2 separate regions of the Homo sapiens genome follow, and region 2 is linked to region 1. Evidence: chromatin loops called from intact Hi-C (ENCODE). Cell type or tissue: endothelial cell of umbilical vein. All regions are shown on one strand.

Evidence for each region. Peaks named below come from ENCODE experiments on the same cell type or tissue, not always from the same donor. Only the 100,000 strongest peaks of a DNase experiment are listed, where the experiment ranks them.
Region 2: it touches region 1 in a loop (2.0-fold over the local background); 2 of 110 quality-filtered maps call a loop at or near these places.

The regions. Positions count from the first base shown.
Region 1 is chr10:22,813,156-22,821,155 of GRCh38, forward strand. No RefSeq gene overlaps it. Among named protein-coding and RNA genes, the nearest start is that of PIP4K2A, 100 kb to the left of the region's middle. In endothelial cell of umbilical vein, no CTCF peak of the experiment used is centred here; DNase peaks (open chromatin) are centred at 3,356 and 4,006; H3K27ac peaks cover 1,680 bases.
Region 2 is chr10:22,735,291-22,743,290 of GRCh38, forward strand. No RefSeq gene overlaps it. Among named protein-coding and RNA genes, the nearest start is that of PIP4K2A, 25 kb to the left of the region's middle. In endothelial cell of umbilical vein, no CTCF peak of the experiment used is centred here; a DNase peak (open chromatin) is centred at 3,461.

The sequences.
Region 1 (8,000 bases):
TGAAGTCTTCACAGTACCTCGAACACATAAAGAGGGACACTCAGCCTAAGTGCCAGGGCCTGTCAGGGAAGGGTTGCTGGAGAAATAATACTTGAGGGATTATAAGAATTTGCCATCTGTAGGTAAGGGAAAGAAGAGGACATTCAAAGGAGAGAGAGGTGGGTTTTCTATGCATAGGGAAACACTTGAGAAAAAGAGCAGGGTGTAAAGTGTGCTGGGAGCTACGTGGAGCTCCGTAATGCTAGAGCTTAGGACAGTGTGGAGCAAGGTATGATGAAAGACATCCCCATGGGCAGGGTCCTGAAGAGATCTCCAGCCCATCCATAGTGAGCATGGACCATATCTTATGGTGAGCCACTGAAGGATTATAAGTAAGAGAATGATGTTGCCATTTTAACTCACTCTGGTGGAGAAGAGAACCTGATGAGAGGCAGGGAGATTGGCTGGAAAACAAACTCTTCACACTCAGTGAAAGGTAATAAGCTTGGATCAAAGTCAATGGTAGTAGAGAAGAGAAATGAACAGATTGGAGAAATATTTAGGTGGTAAAATCTGTGGTGGGTGAGGGAAAGTGAAATACCTAGGATTTCTCCCAGCTCCCTGGCTGGACTCCTTTGTGTAATTAACATGTAATGTGGGAGTGTGAGCAGGTATGGGTCAGGGATAGGAGAGCTGGGAATACAGGGAGATTTGTATCTCTTAAAAATAATAACTGCTGGCAGGGTGCAGTGGTTCATGCCTATAATCCCAGCACTTTGGGAGGCCGAGGCAGGAGGATCACTTGAGCCCAGGAGTTTGAGATCAGCCTAGGCAACATAGCAAGACCTTGTTTGTAAAAAAATAAAAATTAAAAAAATTTTTAAAAACCTTTTATTATTATAGAAGCAGTATGGGTAGATTGTAGAATGTAAGAAAATGCAGAGAAACCAAATATAAGATAATGAAGAGACCTGTGACCCATTGATTATAACTATTACATTCTTAGCGTTTATCCTTCCAAATCTCTTTTCCTAGGAGATCATACTGCATGTGTTGGCCTGTTAGTTACTTCTTTAAGTGAGCAGTCTCCAACTTTTCCTGTCCGTAAGTTTTCTTCTCACCTTTCTCCTAAAAAATTCCTTTATTCCTGCCTTGTCCAGGTAAGGTTCTAACCCAGGACCACGAAATGCCCCTGTTATATATCATAGACACTATTTCATACAGCAGAGTCTTTTTCTTCATGATATTGTCTTATTGAAGAGACAGTGTGTATCTGAGCATCTACCATGGCCAGATGAACTGCAGAATGTCTCACCTTCTTGGGTCTATTTGGAACTGCCTAGAGGAGGTGTCATTTAGTTTGTTCCTCTATCCTGGAGGAAGATTTTTCCATAGGCACTAGTGAAAAGCAAACAAGTAATAAGCATAGAAAATGACAAGTCTAAATGAAGTATGAAGACAGCAAATGCAATAAAATTTCAGAAAAAGGGAAATAATATTAGAGCAGGCCCTTAAGTAGCAGGATAGAATGTGGATCGTTAACCAGGTAGAGATCAATTCCAATGAGATAGAACAATGAATAAAGGCTCAGATAAAAGAGAATATAGAACTGTGATCTAATGACTCAGATTAATTCTTTTTATTCAGAGAATGCTGGTACTGCTTGCCAAAATTACTGAGTGATAGAAGTAGTTGCTATACTTGTGATTGCTGCTCTATGCAATGGAAAAATTATTGCAAAGAGCATTTTAAAAGGATATCTTGTTTTAGATTATACCACTGAAGAATACTGATTTTCCATCAATTTTACCATCTGAAAGAGTTAAAACAAATGAAATTTATTCAGAAGGTGAATTTGATACAGAAACATATTTCTATGTGTTAACCTTCTGATTGTATTTTATTTGGATCACTTAAAGATTTGCTCTGGCCTATAAGTTCAAGGAGGATATAAATCTTCAGGATATATTGCTTATGTGACCATGCTACTGAAAATTTTTTTTCTGATGAAACCAGAAAGCTTTGAATGAAAATTTTCAGTTAGAAGGTAATCTCACAGAATAAATGTAGACCCATGCTTCTGAAAATAAATGATATCAAATGTCTGCTCAAATTTACCTTAGTAATTGATGCATTCTTGTAAGATTTGATCATTTAAATAAGCAGACCTTTCCATCCTGTTAGTTTGGTAACCTAAGTTCCCACTATAATCTTAACAAGAGGATTTTTTAGATGCTGTCTTAGAATGTGGAGAGATTTGTGTGTTCCCTTGGTCTCCTTCCCAATTTAGTGAGGATCACTTACATTTCAAACCTTGACCTCATCTTTGCCTTTTCTCCCCCTCATTTTACAGAGCACACCAGTCCTAAAGTAAACCCACTGATTCATCTTAAATTTTTTTTAGTTATCATACTTTATTTTTAGTTCCTATAATGAACACTCATTTCCAGGTGCTCATCACATAGGCTATTGTATAGTAATAAATTGACTTCTTTTTTCTGGTTTATTTCATCTTTGCCTACATGCTTTACACCAGAAAAATTATTCTGAAATGCAAACATCTGCACACCACTGCCTACTTAAACAAAGACACAGGACATGACCTTCAAAGATTATAAAGCAGAATTCAAATTCTGTTATTCCTACAAAGAAACTTCTGATTCAGTTTGGCTTGTCTCCTTTTTGCCTTTTGAACATGCCCCCAAATTCACTCTCCAATCCTTTCCTCCTGCCATTTTCCTGCCTTGAATCCTCTTTCTACCTTTTTTTTCCTTTCTGAGATGGGGTCTCACTATGTTGCCCAGGCTGGTCTTGAACTCCTGGGCTCAAGTGATCTTCCCACCTTGGCCTCCCAAAGTGCTGAGATTACAGGTGTGAGCCACTGTGCCCATCCCTCTTCCCTCTCTTACTGTATCTAAGCTTGCTTGTATTTAAACCTTTATCTCATCTATGGAATTTTTCTTAATGATTTTATGGCAGAGTAATCTCCATCTTCTATGAAATTGCATAATTCAATATATGCATGTCACTCATTTTGATGTTTTATTACTCTTGGCCTTTTATTACTTATTTTCCTGTGTATGTCTTCATAATCACCTCCACTGAAAATTATTGGAAAAGATGTAACACACTTTTGTATTCTCTGTGGTGCCCCAGGGGTTGGGAAAATTAATCTAGGCATCTTCTGTCCCATAGCTCACCTCCTGAATCCCGTCACGTTGACCGTAGTGTGTCACTGTGATGGCCAGGCCATCCCCAACACTACACTCCTGGAGGAGAGTCATCAGTGTGGCCCACTGACCTATTTCCTCTTCTCTGTTGTGCACATAATAAGAGTGCATTTTACTGCCCATGCTGATGCCAGGCATGGCCACGTGATTTACTCTGGCCAGTGAAATGTGAACAGATGTATACACTTCTGGGAAAATGCTTTAAGGGCCAGTTCATTCATGAGTCATCACATCCTCTCTCCTTGTCTTTACAATCTTTTTTTTCTTTTTTTTTTTTTGAGATGGAGTCTTGCTCTGTCACCCAGGCTGGAGTGCAGTGGCACCACCTTGGCTCAATGTAACTTCCGCCTCCCGGGTTCAAGTGATTCTCCTCTCTCAGTCTCCTGAGTAGCTGGGATCACAGGCACATGCCACCACACCTGACTAATTTTTGTATTTTTAGAAGAGACGGGGTTTCACCACGTTGGCCAGGCTGGTCTCAAACTCCTGACCTCAGGTGATCCGCCCACCTCGGCCTCCCAAAGTGCTGGGATTACAGGCATGAGCCACCGTGCCTGGCTGTCTTTACGATCATAAAAGCACATGTTGAGATGGAGCCTCTGGCACCCTGGGACAGAGTGACTTTGTCAGCCACTGAGATTTTGGGGTTGTCACTGTAGCATAATGTTTCTCATGCTGACTGACACAAGAAAAAGCAATCTTGACTGGGGAAGGATGAGAACTTTGCTGGCTGTATTCCAACACTCCAGACCTGTGGCTTCTGTGTGACTCATACGTGGCTGCCATTTCCCCCTCTGTCATCATCCCAGGCTGCCATACAAAATACCATAGACTGGGTATTTCATAGGCAGAAATTTATTTTCTCACAGATCTGAAGGCTGGAAATCTGAGGTCAGGGTGCCAACATGGTCAGTTTCTGATCAGTGCTCTTTTCCTGGCTTGCAGATGGCTGCCTTCTTGCTGTGTCTTCACATGGAAGAGAGAGAGAGAAAGAGAAAAAGAAAATCTTCATTTTCTTTTTGCTTTTTTAAAGACATGGGTTCTCACTGTGTTGCCCAGGTTGGACTGAAACTCCTAGGCTCAAGTCATCCTCCTGCCTCAGCCTTCTGAGTAGCTGGGACTACAGGCATGTGCCACTATATCTGATTAGAATCTTTCTTTTCTTAAAAGGCCATGGTACTGTTGAGTTAAGGTTCCAAGCCCTATGAACTTAATTAACCTTAATTACTTCCTAGAGGTCCTATCTCCAGACACAGTCACACTGGGGGGGTAGGGAAACCTGCAAACTCATATCAAGGTGCTACATTCGCACTCAAATGCTTAATTTTTTTTTTTTTTTTGAAACGGAGTCTCGCTCTGTCACCACAGTGGAGTGCAATGGCGCGATCTTGGCTCACTGCAACCTTCGCCTCCCGGGTTCAAGCGATTCTTCTGCCTCAGCCTCCCGAGTAGCTGAGACTACAGGCGCACACCACCATGCCCAGCTAAGTTTTGTATTTTTAGTAGAGACAGGGTTTCATCAGGATGCCCAGGATGATCTCAAACTCTTGACCTCGTGATCCTCCCACCTCGGCCTCCCGAAGTGCTAGGATTACAGGTGTGAGCCACCACACCCAGCCTAATTTTTTTTTTTTTTTGAGACAGCCTCACTCTGTCACCCAGGCTGGCATGCAGTGGCATGAACACAGCTCATTGCAGCCTTGACCTCCTGGGCTCCAGCCTCAGTCCCCCAAGTAGCTGGGACCACAGGTGTGAGCCATCACACCCGACCAATTTTTTTTTTTTTTTTCATAGAGACAGGGTCTCACCATGTTGCCCAGGGTGTTCTCAAACTCCTGGCCTCAAGCGATCCTTCCACCTCAGCCTCCCAGAGAGCTGGGATCACAGATGTGAGCCACCACGCCTGGCCAAAATGCTTGATATTAATTAATGAAAGAGTTATATTAGTGGTTCTCAAAATATTTCAAGTGGTTTAGTTTCTAGAAGTCATGAGTCTTTTCATGGAATACCATGAAATATTGATTTAGTAAACATGTGGAAACTAAATATAATCTTTTGTGTTGAATAAAAAAATGATTTCTTGTAGACAAAAAGGCCTATGCACAATTTATAGCAAGAGTCAAAGTTTTAAGAAAAAAAAAATACCCGTGTGAAAACCAACAAAGAAGACACTATTATTAACCTAAATTTCTCTTTGAGTTGTGAAAAGGTCATCATTATACGATTTTTAAAGAGCAGGATATCTTAGTTCTATGCACAAATATCAATATTCTTTGAGAGGCTAGTTTGGGAATGACTTCCTTTTATCAGTGAAAAAAATATATTAAAAACTGCTGTAAAAAAAAAAAAAGAAAATCTTTACCCTATACTACTACAATGTGTTTACGTATGTTTAAAATTTTTCACAATAAAAAGTTTTAAAAATTAAAAAAAAAGTGCTGTACTCTTGCCTTTCTCATGATTCACATAGGAAGAGAAACTAAATCCTGAGTTTGTATACCACAAACGAGCTGAAAAAACATAGGTAACTGTGGGATTTATCTTGTAGCCTCAAACATTCCAAGCAATAGAGAATGTTAATTGGGGGATTTCACAAACAAACAAACAAACAAACAAATGAAAGGAAACACCTCCGTTAAATGATGCTCTTTAAAACTGACTAATAACTAATACTCATTTCAGATGAGGGCTCTGCTATAAAAAGGTCTATATCCCATGATGTATTTCTTGTACCAGTGCTATAGGTTAAAAACCTTTGGTTTTATGGGAATTCATTTCCTATTAAGTATTTCTTTTAAAACAAAATATGTGCTCTTGTTTAAAAGGGCCAATCGTTTTAGTTTTCCATCATCTGAGTTAAAATGTCTTGGGACTTTTTATCCCCCCAAAATATAAAATTTCCCAAGAAATTAAACTGAAGTTAAAAAAAAATACCCCAACAACCTTGCAGATCAGACATATGGAAAAATGTTAATATATCTTTTTAAAATTTACCAAGAAAAAATTGCTACCGGGATTTTTAAAATGTGACAAATAGATACTTCACTGCATAAATGACTACAATAACATCTATTTCTATCTTCAAAAAAAGTGATTTTTCTTCTATAAGAAGTCCACTTCCATTAGCAAAGTAAAATTCTTCTAACCTTAAACTTTGAAGTAGGCTAGTCTTAAATCTGATTAAAGGAAAAAAATTTGATATGTCATAGCTTTGTCTCCTTGTCTATTTTACATTACATTACATTAGGTATTACATTACATAAGTTACATTAATAATTTATTCATCTAGCAATGTAAGAGTATGTGTTCCAGGGAAATTTTCTAGATAGCTCAAACTTACCATTATGCATCCAGCTATATAAATCAAATCAAAACAAAACAAGAAGTTTTTAAAAATGAATATATCTTGAATGTAAAGGGGCATACAATTTAACCTTTCCTCAGTGTCTTAGGGTCCTCATTATGAATGTCAGGTAAGGTGAAATACTGAAATAAAATGATATCCCCAGAGACAAAGGAGGTGTGTACAACTATTGCATGACACGAAATGGCCCCAGACTATTCTGCCTTGACACCTGAGTTCTTCTGTTTTTTTCTCATAAGCTTCTACTTCTAAAGTTACCCCAACCTTTCCTTTGTCAAAGGGTTCCAGAGTTCATCTTTACCATGGCTTACTTCTGGGTTCTCGGTTGGGTTCTATGTCCTTCATGGTTCTATTTGTGATATACTAGGAAGGGGAGATGTTATGGTCCTTTCTCCTTCTCCGGATCTCTCCTGTTTGAAGAAATAAGTCAACCGATGCTTTATAGAAACAGGTATTTAAATAAACTCATTGATTTTTGAAGGAAGTGGGGAGATGGCAGGCAAATATATCTTGTAGAATCCACATTGTGTGGAACCTGCTGTTAGCATCTCAGCAAACTCAACAAGAACTGAGTCAGTGAACAGACCTTCAAATGTGGAACTACTCTGGAGACCTGAGACCCATCTATAACTGTCTTTCTCTCTCATCTGGTTCCAAATCCCTTCCCTAAGAATCTACTCAAAGTTAGATATTCAAGGCAGAGTAGTGACTTCATAAGCAGAGAGGTAGAGGCAGTACAAGGGAACGTCACTATCCTTTAAAAGACAACCGATCATCTCAAAGTCCTTGCTGGCAGGGGAGTTGCCACTGAGGAGGAGCAGTTGACCCAGAATTCTTCATCCTGAGTTTCTCTTCCCAGGCCCCCATGTGCTGATCTTGTGGAGACACGGTTCCTCTCTGACTCTGGCCCAAGCCTCGGTACAGCCTGGGGACTTGATATCCACAGCACAGTTGAGCCATTGCAGGGGCTTGCAAAAGATTTGATAATAGATGTGACACCTTTCTATCTACTTGTCTCACTTGACTTGGAGCTTCTCGAAGGCAGAGACTGGATGTATCTCAAGCACATAATGATCAATGGTCCTTCCTCATCAAATGTTTGTTAGGGACGCAAGCTGCAGTGGGTCCTTTTGGGAATTTCTTCTTTTTTGTTCAATTTAGCACTGAATACAGATATTGACACAAGGTGAGGCTACCTAGAATTACTGTTAATCTGATAAATTTAGCTTTAGTGCATCAATTTTGTTTTCGTTGTTTATTTTTTCTAGAGACAGGGTATTGCTCTATCACCCAGGCTGGAGTGCAGTGGCATGATCATAACTCACTGCAACCTCAGCCTCCTGGGCTCAAGAGATCCTCCCAGCTCAGCCTCTCAATGTGCTGGGATTACAAGAATGAACCATCGTGCCCTGACCAACATTGTTTTT
Region 2 (8,000 bases), 78 kb before region 1:
TGCCGTTATTAACTTAGCATTCTATTACTGTATTTATTTATATTTTTGAGTCAGAATCTCACTCTGTCACCCAGGGTGGAGTGCAGTAGCATAGTCATGGCTCATCACAGTCTCAGACTCTTGGGCTCAAGTGATACTCCTGCCTCAGCCTCGTAAGCAACTGGGACTACAAGCGCATGCCACCACTCCTGGCTAATTAAAAAAAGTGTTTTTGTACAGACAGAGTCTCATTGCTACCCAGGCTTGTCCCAAACTCCTGGCCTCAAGCCATCTTTCTGCCTTGGCTTCTGGAAGCGCTGGGATTACAGGTGTGAGCCACCTACCTGGCCAGTTCTAGACTAAACCATACCATATCACTTTCAGCAAATTGGCGCAGATTTAAAAAGTTTAACAATACAAACTGGTGGTCGTGATATAGGGAAATCAGAACCCTCAGCCACTGCTGGAGTATACATTGGTGATTACATTATAGGGTGATAACATTGGTGCCACTTCTTAGCACAGTTTGGCAATATCTAGCAAAGCTCAAGGTTTGTATTACCTATGACCTAGCAATTCCAGTTTTCTGGGAATGCTTTTACATCCATCCACAAAAGTGTATACAAAGGTGTACACTGCGGGCTTACATAATGGCAAAAAATTAGAAGCAACCTAAGCGGTCAGTAGTAGGAGACAGGACCACTGAATTCAATACTTCACAGCAGCTAAAATGAATGAACTTCATCATATGCTTTCAAGTGAATACAGCATGGCTATTTTATTTTGAATTTTAAAAATATTGCAGAAAGATATATATTTATGTAAATTTAAAATTTTATGTTGTAGGGGATCAGAACATGCCAGCTGAAAATATGCCATTGTGGCATAAGAATTATTTTGAGCCAAAGGTAGCTAAGAGGGCAGTAGACATAAGAAAATAAAGCTCTGTGCCCTCTCCTATCTGACTTAAAGCAGAACATAAATTCCCATTTGTTAAGGTGTCTCCCTCTCCCTTATCAGAAAGAGAACCACTCTTAATCCCCAGAAGTCTTAGTCACCAGAGATGACTCTAGACTCCAAGTATCAGCTCAGACAGGAATCTGTATGACAAACCTTATAAAACAATCCTCATCCTTCATTAATTTCCCCTATATACTTACCTTCTTGTAGTTTGCCACCCCTAAGAACCTAAACCCTTTTTCCTTTAGTCTTTTCACTTCTCTACAAATTTATTGTTTTTTGTTAAGATGCTCTATGTCAGTTTACTTTTCTGGGCCCCAGATGCCAAAACTAAGAGGGTAGAGAAAAAAGGTTTCTTTCCCCTCGTCCCCCGCACAATGTAAATCTTAAAAATGCACATAATAGGCCAAGCGTCATGGTTCACACCTGTAATCCCAATATTTGGGGAGGTCAAAGCATGAGGATCACACAAGGCCAGGAGTTCGAGATCAGCCTAGGCAACATAGTGAGACCCAGTCTCTACAAAAAATTTAAAAATTAGCCAGGCATGGTAGTGAGTGCCTCTAGTCCCTCGGGAGGGACTGAAGCAGGAGGATCCCTTGAGCCCAGGAGCTCAAGGCTGCAGTGAAGATGATATCACTGTACTCCAGCCTGGGTGACAGAGATCCTGTCTCCAAAAAAACAACAAAAAAATCAACCTACATATTAATTACAGAAACACATATATGTAAAAAAAGTATAAAAACAGGGTGGGAAATTTATCATTTTAATAAGAATAGTTGTGCCCTTTAGAGAGCGACAGGGGTAAATGTGATAATAAAGGTTGTTGTATCTGTAGCATTTTATTTTCTAAAAGCCAAAAGATCTAAATACATACGCAAAAAAAGTTAACCTTTAAAAAAATCTCAGTGGCAGGTATATGTTGAGATATGATTCTCTGTATTTTTTATGTTGGGAATAATACATAAAAATGAAGATAAATAAGAATACTTAATGCATTTTCCTATATGTTTGGCACAGATTTTCTTAAAACATAACTCTTCAATTAGGTTTATTAATTGTGTAACTGTAATCCTCTATATTTTTCACTTATTTTTAAATTTATTTACTTCCAAGTTGTTTTATCCTATGTCCTTTCATAGTAAAACAGTTTTTACTTAACATGTTTTGAAACTACATCATTAAGTGTATAAAGGTATATGACTTTTGTACCTTTCTGGTAAGATGTACGTTTTACCAGTATAAAATATCTTTATTTTTGAAATGTTTACCTTTTCGATTTATTTTCTGTTTTAATATTGCTTTTTGGGTAGCATGTTGTTGTCCCTTTATTTTCAAATTACCTGTATTTTTTTTTTGTAACTCTTGCAAACAGCAACACTGGATTTGTTTTATGTTTGCCATTCAAATGTACTTTAGTTGTATTCATTAGTTATATATTGCTGCATAAGAAATTGTTCCAAACCCCAGTGGCTTAAAACAGCTACCATATTATTGTGTAATATTTCAGTGAGTCAGCTCTTTGGGCTGGGCCCAGCTGGAGGTTTCTTCCACTGGTCTTGCTGGGACCACTCATTCAGCTGCAGTCACATGGGAGCTCGACTGGAACCTCACTCATGTGTCTGGCTGTTGGAGCTGACTCTTAGCTGGGCTTGTCTCTCCACATGGTCTCTCATCTTAAAGGAGGCTATCCTGGGCCTCTTCACCTACATAAATGCTCTAAGAGGGTGATAAGAATATCTGCAAAGTGGCCAGGTGTGGTGGCTCACAGCTGTAACCCCAGCACTTTGGGAGAGTGAGGCTGGTGCATCACTTGAGGTCAGGAGTTGGAGACCAGCCTGGCCAACATGGCAAAACCCCATCTCTACTAAAACTACAAAAATTAGCCAGGTGTGGTGGCACGCGCCTGTAATCCCAGCTACTCGGGAGGCTTAGGCTGGAATAGCTTGAACCCGGGAGGTGGAGGTTGCAGTGAGCCGAGATTGCACCACTGCACTCCAACCTGGGTGACAGAGTGAGACTCTGTCTCAAAAAAAAAAAAAAAAAAAAGACAATGTTGGTCAGGGAACGGTGGCTCATGCCTGTAATCCCAGCATTTTGTGAGGCTGAGGTGGGCGGGTCATTTTAGGTCAGGAATTTGAGACCAGCCTGGCCAACGTGGTGAAACTCTGTCTCTACTAAAAATAGGAAAATTAGCCAGGCATGGTGGTGGGCACCTGTAGTCCCAGCTACTCGGGAGGCTGAGGTAGGAGAATTGCTTGAACCTGGGAGGCGAAGGTTGCAGTGAGCCGAGATAGTGCCACTGCGCTCCAGCCTGGGTGACAGAGTGAAGCTCCATCTCAAATAAATAAATAAATAAACAAACAAATAAATAAATAAATAAAATAAAGACAGTGTTGCCCAGTGCTAAATAAAACAAGAGGACAAACAAGGAGCTTAGCTGTGAGGACTATTCCTAATGCAGTTCCCTATTAATCACCCTCATGGCTGACTCAGGACACGCAGGCATTTGCTCTTTGTTTTCATTTCCTCTGAGTTCCATGCACTTCTGGAATCACTCCCACGTAATACAATGTGACCTCTCACCCTAAATCTGACTCCTTATCCAGTGGCTACTATGTTGCACCTTTTTTGTTAATATAGTACCCTATGTGGAAAAAAAATTAATCCATCTTCAAAGTTTATATTCACCCAGTGCTGTTTGCCTACACTTTTACATTGCTATGTTGAATGTTTTAGGATTGCAAAGGTGGACAATTTTCTTCAACTCAGAGTGTGTAACATCATGAAACCTGCTTTCCCAGTTAAGTTAATGATTCTGCATAAATATTAGTTGATTGTTTAACTAAATTACAGAGATAGCCAGGAATTTCGCATTGTTACTTAACAGTTGTATGGCCCTCAGTGGTCAATAGAGGATGAGAGTTCAATATGCAAAAGCATTCAAAGTAGAATGTATGATTGCTACAGATAGATAACCTACAATTAAATTCTTGCTAGTTTACATTTTTCACTTTCTTGATAATGCTTATTTTGTTTAAAATAACTGAAAATCAGTAACATTTAGGTTTTCACATGTCTCTCAGAATCTCCAAGCTCCATAAAAAGATAAATGGAATATATAGATTCTAAAATACTCAAAATATCAGTAAGGATAAACCTCCATATTTCCGTTGTAATTTTAGAACAATGAAAACTAAAGTTTCGTCACTGTAGATGTAGTAACATCTTCCCTCAACTAAGGGAGCATTCTCTTTGACCCTTTCACAGTGCAACTGGCTATGGCCTAGATGATCTAGAATTTTTAGTTACGATAGCAATCAACATACAAAAATCCAAATCAGCTTTTAATAATCTGATAGAACCACAGGATTTCAGGTCATCTGGAACAGTTACAGAACAGTAATTAGAACATAGCTGGTACTTAAGATATTTAGAATGTTTTGCCCCCAATTTTTATTATATTAAAAATAAGACCCTTAGGCCGGGCACGGTGGCTCACTCCTGTAATCCCAGCACTTTGGGAGGCTGAGGTGGGTGGTTCACGAGGTCAGGAAATCGAGACCATCCTGGCTAACATGGTAAGACCCTGTCTCTACTAAAGATACAAAAAATTAGCTGGGCATGGTGGTGAGCCCCTGTAGTCCCAGCTACTCGGGAGGCTGAGGCAGGAGAATGGCATCAACCTGGGAGGCAGAGCTTGCAGTGAGCCAAGATCACGCCAATGCACTCCAGCCTGGGCAACAGAGTAAGACTCTGTCTCAAAAAACACACACACACACACACACACACAAAAAGAAAAAAAAATAACAAAACAAAATGACCCTTGAGAAAATTGTGGGACTTCACTATACTTCAATTTCATATCTTAGATAAGAAAGTTAATCTTTTTTTCCCATTTAGCCTCATTTATCAAACATTAATAATATATCTCTGAAGGGTTTTTTTCTGTTATCTCTCCCTGTATCAGTTAGCTTTTGCTGTGTAACAAACCACCGTACAACTTAGTGGCTTCAAAAAGCAGTCATTTCTTTTGCTCTTGAGTTATTCTGATCTTGGCTTGGCTCACTTACAGGTCTGTGGTCAACTTCCAGCTACAATGGGAGCTAGCTGGGGCTCAGCTGGGATAGCTCATGTTTCAGTTGGGACCACATCACCTAGTTTCTCATTTTCTGGTAGACTATGCCTGACATTTCCACATGGTGGTGGAAGAGTCCCCAGGAGCTGCAGGAGAGCAGGTTCTAACGTACAAGTGCCTTCCAAGTCTCTACTTGTGTCATGTTGGCTAATGTCCTATTGGCCAAAGCCAGTCATATGGTCAAGTTCAGATTAAGAGTGGAGAAGCAGACTCTACCTCCCAATGGGGGAAGCTGTGAAGTCACTTCACAAGGCTGTAGATGCAGGGAGGGGACACATTTGTTTCTATTTTTACAATCCATTCATGTCGTAAAAGACTAACATTTGCTGGGCGCAGTGGCTCACACCTGTAATTCCAGCACTTTGGGATGCTGAGGTGAGTGGATCACTTGAGGTCAGGAGTTCAAGACCAGCCTGACCAACATGGTGAAACCCCGTCTCTACCAAAAACACAAAAATTAGCTTGGAGTGGTGGTGGGCGCCTGTAATCCCAGCTACTCAGGAGGCTGAGGCAGGAGAATTGCTTGAACCCTGAAGGCAGAGGTCGCAGTGAGCCAAGATCATGCCACTGCACTCCAGCCTGGACGACAAAGCTAGACTACGTCTCAAAAAAAAAAAAAGACTAACATTACATTGATATGGAGTATTACCTGCCATAACCCCAAGCTCTCATTAACATTTTTGTTGCTAAATTATGTTATCAGAATCTCTGGTTGAATATAAATATTGAATTTCCTCCAAAGAGACTTTGTGAAATACAAATAGTATATAATCTTTTTCTGATGTGCTTCAGTAAAACAAATAAACAACTCAATCAGTATCTCAAAGTGACATACAAAGATTGTTAATATTACAAAAAGCTTTCTTTGTTTAGAAATTGATTCTTCTTAGGAATGGATTATCCTATTAGATTAAAATAACACTAAATTTAATAAATTTCATTTACATGTTACTGTAAATACACTCATGTATTTACTCGTAGGGGAGAGCATGAGGTTGTAGAGTTGGGGTCTTGTCTTAGTTTTGTCTCTAAACCTTTGTAATTTTAGGTAAATTATTTAATCTGCAGAAGGCTCATTTGTTCATCTGTGCATAGACGGTCTGGAGAAAAACATCTCTAAGTTTCATTCAGCAGTAAATTTACAGATTCTCTTTTAAGGAATACACCTATGGTAAAAAAAAAAAAGGGTATATATCAAAATAGAACTATCAAACCTTTAGCTAGAGTCTCAATTAATAAAAATTATAGAAAAAAATTACCTATATCTACCTGGTTATAGGCAGAAGTCAGACTAGTTCACTGCATTTCCTATTTTGTTACAGTTCATTTCTAATTAAAAATATAATAAAATGAAATGACGGATCTGAAATCCTTTTAATAAAATAGTTGTTTAAAAGACTAAGAAGAGAGAAACTGGCAAACAATTGTGCTCATGATTAGCTCAACATTAGAAAACTACAAAGGGGTCGGGTGCGGTGACTCATGCCTGTAATTCCAGCACTTTGGGAGGCTGAGGTTGGTGGATCATTTGAGGTCAGGAGGTTGAGACCAGCCTGACCAACATGGTGAAACCCCATCTCTACTAAAAATACAAAAAAATTAGCTAGGCATGGTGGCACACGCCTGTAATCTCAGCTACTTGGGAGGCTGAGGCTGGACAATCTCTTGAGCCCAGGAGGTGGAGGTTACAGTGAGCCGGGATTGTGCCACTGCACTCCAGCCTGGGCAACAGAGCAAGACTCCATCTCAAAACAAAACAAAACAAAACAAAACCAAAAAAAAAAAAAAAAACTACAGAGGAAGAGAAAGGCATCCTTAACATTTGGTACATAGAGTATTTTCTTGCTTAATTTTTCCTCCCTTTTGAATGCTTTTATGTATAATTCTCTGAAAGACAGAAGCCAGAGGTAATTCTAAACATGTTTTAGTTGATCAGCTCAATAATCAACATTTATTTAGCAAATGAATGAATTTGTTCCAGGTTTGGCAGCAACATTTTCAGTTGGTAATAGGGATCTTGCATGTCCCATTTGCTTAATTAGCTATTCTAGCCTTTAAAAAAATTGGGGTTAACGTTTCATTTTAGTTAAGTAGAATACGGGAATAAATTAGACTTAACCTATACTGGTATTCTTTACTGATATGAGTGGCAATAAAAATTACCAAAATAACCAATTCCACATATGCATAGAAATGAGAGGCCAAATAGCATTGTGGGAAGAGGACAAGAATCTGAATGGGGCTTAAAAATCATTCAAAGTAGAAATTCAAATACAAAATGGACACTGTGTCTGGATTTTTAGCCTTATAAATTGCCTTCCTGAAACTTATGCCATATTAACTTTAAGAATTTTAAGACATACACACATCATTACAAATAATCCTTTGAGGAAAAGTAATTCATAACACTCACAGCATATGTCATTTTGAATTGAGTGTTTCTTGTGTCTTATCTTTTGACCTGTTAGCTATGTTTGGTGTTGGGGGTTACTTCCTCCTTCTTGAAACTCTTCCCTCCTCTAATTCTAAGACTGGCTCTTTCTTACTTCTGCTTTCATTCCTCTGGGTAGTCCTCACTGCCCCTTGCCCTACTTGTTCCTCTTGCCTCTTAAATGTGATTCTCTTTCAGCTTCCATCTTTAGCCTTCTCTTCTTACTCTGCCCACTCTCATCTACTTCTATGGTTGAGATTGCTCTTAAGCATATACTCGGTGAACTCCCAACTCTACATGTTTCATAGGGTTTAGATCTGTGTCCCCACCCAAATCTCATGTTGAATTGTAATCCCTAATGTTGGAAGTAGGACCTGGTGAAAAGTGATTGGATCATGGGGTCAGAGTTCTCATGAATGGTTTGGCACTATCCCCCCTTGGTACTGTATAGTCAGTGAGTTCTCATGACATCTAGTTGTGTAGTGTGTAGCA